2 separate regions of the Mus musculus genome follow, and region 1 is linked to region 2. A link is a loop called in an ENCODE intact Hi-C map of the cell type or tissue named here. Cell type or tissue: left cerebral cortex. All regions are shown on one strand. Each heading gives the region's core, and the rest is flanking DNA. Links, peaks and the distances in the headings are about the cores only. Region 1 holds the start of Me1 (malic enzyme 1, NADP(+)-dependent, cytosolic). Region 2 overlaps Me1 (malic enzyme 1, NADP(+)-dependent, cytosolic).

Region 1 (5,382 bases), core at 177-5,176, 69 kb after region 2:
ATCAGAACTGCACTAAATAAATAAACAAATAACTGACGAAGTAGTAAGTACAAAATAATATGGAGCACCTTAGTGTATAAGTGTAAGCATTAAATCATAGTGAGAATAAGATAATTAGGAAAGGCTTCCCTAGGGAAATGATTACTAAATCAATTAATATCATTTTAATTTTAGGAGTCACAACAAAAATGAAAAGAAGAAAATCTTCAATATATTTTAAGCTAAAGGCTAAGTTTGGGAGTTAGACACATCTAGGATAGATAGTAAAACATTAATTTACATTCAACATAACAGGAAATAGCACTATAAGGATTTGAATAACAGGAGAATGTGAATAAAATGCTAACTGGTAGATCTCTCTCTCTCTCTCTCTCTCTGTGGTGTGGGGGACACGCACTCTCTTGTGTACATATACAAGTTGTTTGTGGGTGCCTCTAGCTGTGAGCTGCCTGAGATAGGTGCTGAGAACTGAACCCGTGTCCTCTGCAAGAGCAGCAAGCACTCTTAACCACCGAGCCACTTTCCTCAGCAACAAAAGATGTTTTCATCCATACCTAAATGTACGGACATAATACTAACTAAGCATGTCTCGGTCACCCAAAGGTAGGATCGTCAAACTCTTCCTTAGTGTGGCTAAACGAGTATTCCTATAGCGGGTGACAGGCTAGGCTCGTCTGCTAGGAGAAATTTAGAAAGCACTGTTGACTTTAGCATCCCCTTGGAGTCAGGTCATCTCAACATTAAAAAATTAAATTAAATTAAGAATTCTGTCCTAATAACAAAGACAGGGGACTTTTGAGTATATAGCAGATGATGTTAATGCCACAGGCATCACGCTGACCCCAGGGCTGAGTAAGTAAAGTTCCTTCTATTGATTGTCCCAAGATGACCCAGATTTGTAATCCAACTTGATACACTGCAGGTAAAATGTGTGCACACATTAAGACTGTACTTTTCTACCTTTGGTGTAAGATCTTTGTGACAGTATCGTTTCTACAGTGGGTATCAACTGTTACAGGTTAGCAGGAGACTCCAAACCCAGTAAAGTATGCCTTTGCTATGGGATGGGATGGGCTGGCCTGTCTACCCACTCTTAACAAACATTTCAACCTTGACTTAAGAAAATCAAACAGGTTCTGCTACTCGTGTGATCTTGTCAAGGCGACCCATGATTTCGTCATAAGTCAGGACAGGCAGGTAACACGTGAGAGCCACAAGTGGCTTTGTCACACCAAAGTTTACCTTTGTTCTAGTGAAAATAGTCCTCGACCTACAGGATAATAAAATAGGAAGAAAAAAAATTCAAACTAGCAATTACATTGATTTTGAAGGAAAAATAAGTAGGAAACTTAAAATGTTTACACTACATAGCTATAAATAATCAAATAAAGATTTGTAGAAGTCACTACAAAAAAATTACAAACTCGCCGGGCGTGGTGGCGCACGCCTTTAATCCCAGCACTCGGGAGGCAGAGGCAGGCGGATTTCTGAGTTCGAGGCCAGCTTGGTCTACAGAGTGAGTTCCAGGACAGCCAGGGCTACACAGAGAAACCCTGTCTCGAAAAACCAAAAAAAAAAAAAAAAAAAAAAGAGTCATAAAAAAATTACAAACTCAAACTAGCTATAATGCGCAAAATAATCACACGTGTTTAAGTTATTAATAATGAGCACAAGTCACCCATAACATGACTAGAGAGAAATGCTGAGGTACACTTCTTAACGAAAAAGGAGGTTCACTAAAGTGATACCCTAAAAGACTTAACAGGCCTCCATGCTGACACTCATGTCACTCTCCACATACTGAAGAAATAGGAAATCAGATATGCACACACGTGCATGCACATATGTGCGTACGTGCGTGCACGCACGCACACACACACACACACACACACACACACACCATTCTAACAACCACCCACACTATAAAATAAGACCTAGTTACTTACAAAAGCAAACTGATCATTTCTAAAATGTTCTCATTTAGGGGAGATCTTGGGTATAGGGTGGGAGGAGAGATATCACAGCATGAGAAAAGGGAACTCTGATCTGGGGCATACATTGAATTTCCTTGTAATAAGAAAAGAAAAAAAGAGGACTGGTTTAAAAAAAAATAATAACTTTCCAAAAGTCAGAATTTAGAAAGGAAAATAAATGAATAAATAAAATAAATGACTGTACCGCCGTATCATGTAAGTTTTCCCACCTAGGCATGCACGTAGGGTTCAACAAGAAACCACCCACACCATACAACCAATGTCATCCCAGAAGCCAAGAGGCCCTGGAGCCCCCACATCTTGTGGATGGGATCCCAGGCACTCAGAGGCCATCTCTGTTCAAGGCAGGACCGGTAGGACCACTTGTCTCCACAGCAGCCTCCGGTCATTGCCAGTCCAGTCACCTGGACCGGGAAGGCACGTCGCGGCTGAGCTGGCCGCCCGCCTGCCACCCTCACGGAAAACGCTCGATTCCCACACTGGTCCACACTGCCCTTCCCGGGATGGGAAAGGGGCAGACAAAGAAGAGCGGACCACAAGTTACATCGCTCCCCGGGGTCCAGCATCGGGATGCTGAGAGGCGAGGGCGCCGGCTCCGCAGTGGCCTCCCGGGTGGGACGGTCCCCTCGGTGGCACGCAGGTCCCCGCGGCCCAGCGGCCGGCTGCGGGCACAGGGCGGCTCTCGGGGCCGCGGGGCTCACCTTGTTGAGATGCGGGTCCCGCGTCAGCAGGTAGCCGCGCTGGTGGGTGTGTCGGCGGCGGGGGGCTCGGGGCTCCATGGCTGGCACGGTGGCGGGGCGGACGCGGAGTGCGGCGGGCGGCGGCCGTGCGACGGAAGGCCCCGCGGCCGGGGGCGGGCGTGGGTGGCGAGAGGGGGTGGCGAGGCGGGAGGAGCCCGCGCCTAGCCGCCGCCGCCGCGGCCGGGCGGCCCGCGAGAAGCGCTGAGTCACGGCGGCATCGGCCGAGCCGCCGTGCGAGGGGGCGGGGGCGGGGCTCCGGCCAGGCTGGTGAACGCCAAGCGAGAGACCTGGGCCCCGACGGGTGAGGGGCGGGCCGCCTCGCTTCCTCGGCTCGTCCACTGTCCTCCCCTAACCCCAACGTCCTGGGTGCCAGCCATGCCCCCGGGGCCTGATGCAGGAGGGGGATCAACTTTGACCCAGAAAGTCCAGGCCTCGATGGCACTGGGCGAGAGGGCGACTCCCCGCCTGTATCTGAATAGCATAGGAGGGGAATTTCTTTTGAACGCGATAAGAGAAGAGGTGTTAAGAGTACACGGGTCCAGTGATCAGACCTATTGAGCTTAAGAAGGACTCCCCTGAGCGTTCTGGAAACCAAGATGTTCATTTTTGCAAGACTATATGGTTTCTTCTTTGAGGAAAGAGGGTGAGAATAAAAGGTCTTCCAGTATTCAAACCCTGTGGTTGCATTATTGATATTTCTACTTAAAGATTAAAGGACTGGAGAAGTAAGTCCCATGCCACTCAGGGATGTCTGATTAAAACAGAACAGAACAATCAAGCAGCCTTCAGACACCAAAGCCTTTTCTTTTTAGTGTAATCGCATGGCCAGATTCTATGGTATTCGCCTAAACACTGAGGAATGGTTATGGGGTTATATATTGCCTAGATACCTGTGAAATGTTTTCTAATTATTTTACTTTACTCTACCAGTACAACGATAGCTTTTAGGCTATGCTTGAATTCAGAAGTTTCTTTGGCCTGGCTTTTAAATTATCTAGACTCAGTTATTTTATAGAAAGCATTATATTAGCATTGCACAGTTCTTCAAAAACATTTCTTGTACTTAACATGACACCTTTCATTGTGAGTTTTACAACCCATAAATAATTTACCTCATAACATCTGAGAAAGGGGTATACTTTACAAAACTCCCTCTCCTAAATTAGATGAGGCGCATTGCAATTATAATGCTTTGTGTGAGTCAAAAACAGTTTAACAGCAGACCTGGAAGATACAAATTTCCAGGAGAAACCAATTCCAACAGTTTTAGTAGAATGAAGCTTTTATGACTTAAATTTAGAGATGTTGCTTGTCCATTGCTGTGGGACTTAAGGTCTATAGCAAGGATCGCCAATATAGAACAAGCCCAAGGAGCATGTGACCTCTCCCTCCAAGCCAACATTTCAGGAACTCCAGGACCTGTAAAGCTGCTTCCTTTTCCTTGTCTGTTTACTTGTTCTCTGACAGCGCCAGTCATCTTGGATGGTGAGCAGCCCAAGGAGCTATTTTGTATAGTCATACACACTTCCAAAAAAAAGTCTAAAAAGAACCTATTTCCCAAATATTGACTAGAGCACAAACTTTTCAGTCTTTTTAATCATTTGTAGAATTAGATTTTATTGCCAAGAACACAGAAAAACAAGTATATAGATTAAAAACAATCAACCTCCTTTGCTTTCATTACCTTGTAAGAAACTGGGGTTTCAATGCCACCCTGTAAATGATTGATAATGTAAAGAATGTTAAAAGGGGGCAGTGGTGGAGCACGCCTTAAATCCCAGCAGTCGGGAGGCAGAGGCAGTCAGATTTCTGAGTTCTCTGAGTTCAAGGCCAGCCTGGTCTACAAAGTGAGTTCCAGGACAACCAGGGCTACACAGAGAAATCCTGTCTCGAAAAACAAAAAAAAAACAAAACAAAACAAAACAAAAAAAAGGGGGGGGGGAGGTGCTAAAGAGTTCAGCAGTTAAAAACACTTGATGCTCTGCTGCAGAGGACCCAAGTCCAGGTCCCAAGGCCCAAGCGGTATGGCTTACAACTACCTGTACATCTAGCTCCAGGGGATCTGACGCCCTCTTTTGGCTTCCTCAGACACTGGAGTGCACACACACACACACACACACACACACACACACACACACACACACACAGATAAACACTTATATGCAGAAAATAAATCTTGAAAAACAAAAGGCATGTTGAAATAGAGGCTAGAGATGTGGCTCCTTGGGAAAGCACTTGTTTTAAACATGAGTGAGCTTCTTGGTTTGACCTCGTGTACTGAATATACAGACCATATACTAACCTTCAGATAGGGTTACCAGCACATGAACATTAGCTTGAAAGGGTAGTCAATATGCAAGAAAAGATATAGATAATCACATCATCTAAACTGTGGAAAAGAATAGAGTGTATTTCAGCAATTAGCAAGTCTCTTTCTTTTGTTTGTTTGTTTGGTGGCAGCAATTAGCAATAGCTTGTTTGTGGCAGCAATTAGCAATAGTCTGTTTGTTTGTTTTGTGGTTTTTGTTTGGTTGTTTGGTTGATTGGTTGGTAGGTTTAGTTTTTGTTTTTCCAACATAGGGTTTCCTCTATGTAGCCCTGGCTGTACTAGAACTCTCTGAAAACCAGGCTAGCCTCAAACTCAGAGA
Region 2 (5,382 bases), core at 92-5,091:
TACTTACTCAGTCTGGTGGTTTGGGGCTTGTTACAGTTTCTCTGTGGTTGAAATGGAGTCCCTCCGGTGTGGTTTGCCTTCGTGTTCAGGACATGGTGTAGTGAAGCTATAAATCTACAGGGTTTCCACCGTGCCATCTGGGGAGAGTCCTAGGTAGTAAATCGGCACACAGGGCACCTTATCATTTTCATGCGCCTGTTTTAGACTCATCCTCAGGAAGATGCCACACACTCATTTTAATTTTGTGACATTTCCTACCTGGTAGTTAGCTCTGATCAGTCCTAGAGATTTAGAAAGAGGCTTTCAGGATTCATCTTGCAATGGGTATCCTACACCATGGAATAAAGAGAACGTCCCAGAAGGGACGCTTTGTTCTAGCTTCAAGTTGCTAGATGCCAAGAAATCAGGAGCAATGGAATGCTTAGGAATTAGCCAATCTACCTCTACGTAACTGTGAAAAGAACCTACTATTTTATAATCAAAATTTGGCATAAAATAGCAGGTATATATAGTTTGAAAAGCTAACAAAAATACCCCAAAACGGACATGTAAAACTTCTGGAGCTTGTGTTCTCTGTGGTGTGTTAAGTCTGGAAACCACCTTACTTCAGTGAGTAATGGCTGTGGCCAGAACTGACTAAGCACCAGATGGTATGGTCCACATTTCAGAGGGATTATATAATTTAATTCTCTCAGCAATTCAGCAAGGAAGGCACTGTCATTACATTTTACAGATGTAGAAGCTAGAGTTCCTTATGACTAAAGACCGAGCATTTAGTGAGCTCACACTGCTTGTGCGGTTAGATCTGGGCTGACGGTAGGCCATGGGAACTCACGTGTTGGGCAAGCACTCTGACATTGAGCTACACCCAGAACTTTATCACGAAATCAGCAAGATTGCATCTGTATGCATTCAACACACCAGGCATCTGCAAGATGACATCTGTATGCATTCAACACACCAGGCATCTCAAAACCAGGCATACGTGGACAAACACTGATGAAAACAGTAGTCTTTCTTTGATCTTAAGACACTGAGGGGTCGTGTAACTGACTTGATCGTGCACGCTCTTTCTGAACGGCAGGGTAAAATCATGTTGTAGGATGTGCTACGTGTATGGCACTACACAGTGTCCAAGAGCTACGGTGCTTCATATCGGATTAATTCCTTGGGGGTGGGGAGATTTATTCCAAATGACTCATTTTGATAATATATTAAGGAAGATACTTTATAAATATAGCAGCAAACAGAAATATAAATTTTGCCCTTAAAATGCTGACTGGGAAATAGACTCTTTAGATAGACAAAGCACATGAGCAGAACAAACCTTAAAAGAGGTTTAGATTAAAAGCAATCAATGAGGCTGAGAATATTTCAGTGTAAAGAAGCTAAGTACTTCCTTAGGCAGCAGGCATGGGTCCTGGGCTTTAAAATCCAGGTTAAGTCAAACTCAATAGCACACAGAGAGCCCAGTAAAGGCTTTAGGGAAACCAGTCATCAAGCAAGGGAGACTTAAGTGTGGCCTTGGGGAAGACTCAAGTCAGGTCATCAGGTTTGGTGGGGAGGGCCTTTCTTTGCTGAGCCACTCCAGACCGGTTGTAATCTGAAATCTACCGTTCATCTTCTGAACTCCTTCAAAGTAGTATTATTAGCATCTGCTAGCACAGATCTGGGACCCTCACCCCCCATTTATTCTTTGTTCACTTCTAACTTGAGTCTTAGCTGGAAAAGGATGCTTGCAAGTTATCCTCTGACCTCCACACATGCACTGCACCAAAAGTACACCCCTCCTCAATACAAAAAAGTCAATAAATAAAAGGTAATAACGTTCAGTTTCAGATTGAGTAGTCTTGAATGCTAGCATGGGTGATCCGAGTTCTCTCCGGCCATGCACCTTCACATCCCATGCACCCTGGTATGTAAGAAGAGCCCAGCTCACTTCTTACACACTCACCAGGAAATGCCTCTAGTTGCAGCTCTCTGTTTGTTTCACAGGTAGATAGTCCTGTCACTGTCTTACCATTCCTTCAACAATACTATAACTGTTACTTCTTGATGCTTCTGTGTAAGCAGAGCAGTATAAAAGACTACATTGTAACTATCCACTGTGTCCTTCCTGCATCCACTTTCAATCATCCGTGTATCTCCTCTTAAGGCTTCAGTAGCAGAATGCCTTCCTCACTGAGAACATGTTACATTAAATCTTAATCATCTTTCTTAAAAGGGGGCCCTTTTTATAGTAAGAACTTAGCTATTTCCTGTTATCCCCCTAAAGAAACCTTGCCTTTCTTTCTTTCCTTATTTGTCAAATGTCCTCTAAGCAGCTGCTACATGCTCCTTCCCCTCCTGCCCCCACTTAGAGCACATAGTGACAGAGAATTTCAGTGTGGCATGTGTGCGTGCCACCTCTGTGGAAATGCAGGGCACCGAGGTGCAGATCAGGACAAGTGCATCAAAAAGGCCCTCAAAAGGCTGCTGAAGCCTGAGCCAGGGGAGACTTCTAAGAGAAAGGAGAATTCTGGAGGCAGAGGAAATATGTTTAATGCTAGAATTAACTACATCTATGGCACAGTCTAGAAAGAAAAGTAAATTAACAATGACTAAAAGCACACAGTCTGGAAGGAAACAAAGCAAGAATTAAGAATAGAAGGTAAATAGGATTGGATCATGCTGTGCCTTTAGTCTGTGCTAAAGAAGTTCATCCTTGATCCATGGGAGTGAACGAAGCAGCAATATGCTGTGATCAATTAGCACTAACACTAGGGCACTGTAATCAGGGTATGGGTGCACCAAAGAGAGGCAAGAGTAGACCAGGGGGTTTCCTCGGGAGGTGGATGCTAGATCCCAACTCTCCATCTGGAAATGAGAGTACAGACAGAGAGAAACAGATGGCTCTGAGGAATGTTCAGAAGACAAATAGTGGGTGAAGAGAAGTAGATGAGATACAGGAGCAAAATAAGCTGTTATGCGCAGTTAGAATGTATGAGTTCAGAGTTGTCTCAGTGCTAGACAGCCAGATGTAGGTGAAGCTCCTGACCTAGCCCTGAGGAATATGCTATCATTGATCTACAGGTGAAAATGTTGGGACAAGCAAGGCCAAGATTATCACTTGTATCTTATTTATCTCCCAAAGCTTGTGTGGTACATATGTACATACATGCACTCAAAATACTCATAACACATAGGTAAATAAACAAACCTAATTTTTAAAAAAAGAATAGGATAAAAAGATGAGCCCCATCCTTTTGAAATGCTATTCTATATTCCCAAACAGTATAGCATCACTTTTAAGATCTATATATTTGGGTAATTTGCACAGAGAAGATGAATATTGAATGACATCCAATGGTGCTATTAATAATAACATAAGAGGAGCAGTTAAGATGTCTTCCTGTGGTGTACCCAAGTGGCTGCATGAAGCACTAGCTCTGTGCTATATCACTACATACTGCAATGTGTGACAACTTATTCAGTCCAGTCGCCTGTTCACGTCAATTTAAACTATTGTCAGCTTTTCGTTCTATAAACAATGCTGCTGTGAAATGCCTGCTCATGTCTTCTTAAGGAGGAGTTTCCCTGGGTACAAAGTGCTGCGCTAGTAACTTCACTGTAATCCTACAGTGACTCATGGATGTATCCTCCTAAAAGCACTGTGAAAAATTGGCTTTTGCATCCTAGCATCTGTGTTCTCTGCCTTCACTTTTCTGGAAATCTGGTGGATATAATTGGCATCTGGTATCTGTGAATGGCACTAAGATGCTAGGCAGCCTCAGAATGCCCTTCATCAAAGAACTTACCATGGAGTATATCAGAACCTCATCTCCAGCTATAAGGCATTTTCTTCTATTTGTTTTGTTTTTGAGATGTGGTGTCATGTATCTTAGGCTGATCTCAAACTCATTACATAGCTAGAACAACCCTGAATTGGTCTTCCCACCCCCACTTCTCATGCCCTGATGCATGTAAGATCCGTGGCCGCATTCGAGCCCAGCCGTCTTCCTGAGGAGCCGTCAGGCAGTTGCTAGGCCCAGCACTGGGAATGGGGCCAGCATCGCTCCTACCCAGCATGGAACTCATCTAAGGAGCCTCTCTTTGGTCAAGAAATCCCTACTGTGCTGTCTGAAATCTGCCACATACATATATCACAGTTTGAGGCACTCCCTGCCCAGTTTTCTCCTCCAAATGTTCAATGCTGGCTGAAATCAACCCACACTTGATCTTTCATAGAAGTTACCATCAATGTCTGTCTGTCTGTCTGTCTGTCTGTCTGTCTCTCTCTCTCTCTCTGTGTTTGTTTTTCTTTTCTCCTTTTTGTCTTTTTGGGTTTTGTTGTTGTTTGATTTTTTGTTTGTTTGCTTGCTTGCTTTTGAACAGGGTTTCTCTGTGTATCCCTGGCTGTCCTAGAACTTACTCTGTAGATCAAGGTAGCCTTAAACTCAGAAATCCACCTGCCTCCTCTGCCTCTGCCTCCTCCTCTGCCTCCCAAGTGCTGGAATTCATGGCTCAGCCTCTACCCATGCATCTCTTAAGGGACAACTCTCAGCAGGTTTGATGAAAACACCCATTGAGACCAGAGTGACTGTTAGAGTGTAAGCCTCCATTTGAACGGCATCAGCGGTATCTCAGCTCCTCCGCTCACTGTCACACAGCCCCGGCAGTTACTCAGCTTCCCTGTCCTTTAGCTTCGTCTCTAAAGTGAACTATTCCAGTACTGCATCACAGTTAGAGAGGTGAACACTCCTGACACATACACATCATTACGGTTTGCTCAGTGTGATCTTATTCATCTTGAGAGTTGTCATTAAGTGTTGTGATGTATGAAACCATGACCTGTCATGTTTCCTGGTTATGGCTTTCTAGATGTGCATGCATGACAAGAGGTGTTAACCCAGAAGGTGAGAAAAGGCAGTATGATCCCAAATAAAATACTTGGTAGTAACAAGTTGCTCCAATGTGATTGCTTTTCAGTTGCTAATCAGCCTGTATTCTAAAATCTTGTGTCTCTATGATTTGTATTTTCTTCGATTTTTGTTCATAATATTTTCTAAATAAAATTCTAATTACACATTAAAAAATCTTACCTGTAACACTTGAGAAATGTTCTCTGTAGGTTTAGGAAAATATCTTGTGTAGTTTAGCGCACACAAAGATTTCACAGTCTGCAACAAGTGGTGGGAAGAGAAAAAACCCATCCTGTCTTCCCAGTCCAAAGTGAGCCACCACCACATGTCAACTCAGAAGCCCAGAAGCGTCTGCTTTAGAACACAGTCCCCCCCGTGAGCGCATCTGCTTTCACTTACTGTGTGTTCTGCTCAGCACCCCTCCTTCTTTCCCATGGCTGTCAGCTAGCTAATACTCCAGAACACAGCGGCCGGCCTCCAG

What was found. Peaks named below come from ENCODE experiments on the same cell type or tissue, not always from the same donor. Only the 100,000 strongest peaks of a DNase experiment are listed, where the experiment ranks them.
Region 1: a loop joins it to region 2, with 6 times the contacts of the local background. A loop is called at or near these places in 3 of 42 quality-filtered maps.

Annotation. Positions count from the first base shown.
Region 1 is chr9:86,692,978-86,698,359 of GRCm38, forward strand. Me1 (malic enzyme 1, NADP(+)-dependent, cytosolic) reads right to left here and starts at 2,937. Exons shown (of 14, transcript NM_008615.2): 1 at 2,696-2,937. The coding sequence starts at 2,773. It overlaps A330041J22Rik (RIKEN cDNA A330041J22 gene), which reads left to right and starts at 2,465. Exons shown (of 3, transcript NR_045835.1): 1 at 2,465-2,725. In left cerebral cortex, for the core only: no CTCF peak of the experiment used is centred there; DNase peaks (open chromatin) are centred at 2,407 and 3,166; H3K4me3 peaks cover 1,840 bases; H3K27ac peaks cover 1,519 bases.
Region 2 is chr9:86,624,280-86,629,661 of GRCm38, forward strand. The region is part of intron 6 of Me1 (malic enzyme 1, NADP(+)-dependent, cytosolic); the gene reads right to left. Among named protein-coding and RNA genes, the nearest start is that of Rwdd2a, 55 kb to the left of the region's middle. In left cerebral cortex, for the core only: no CTCF peak of the experiment used is centred there; DNase peaks (open chromatin) are centred at 650, 2,877, 3,698, 3,998 and 1 more place; H3K27ac peaks cover 4,416 bases.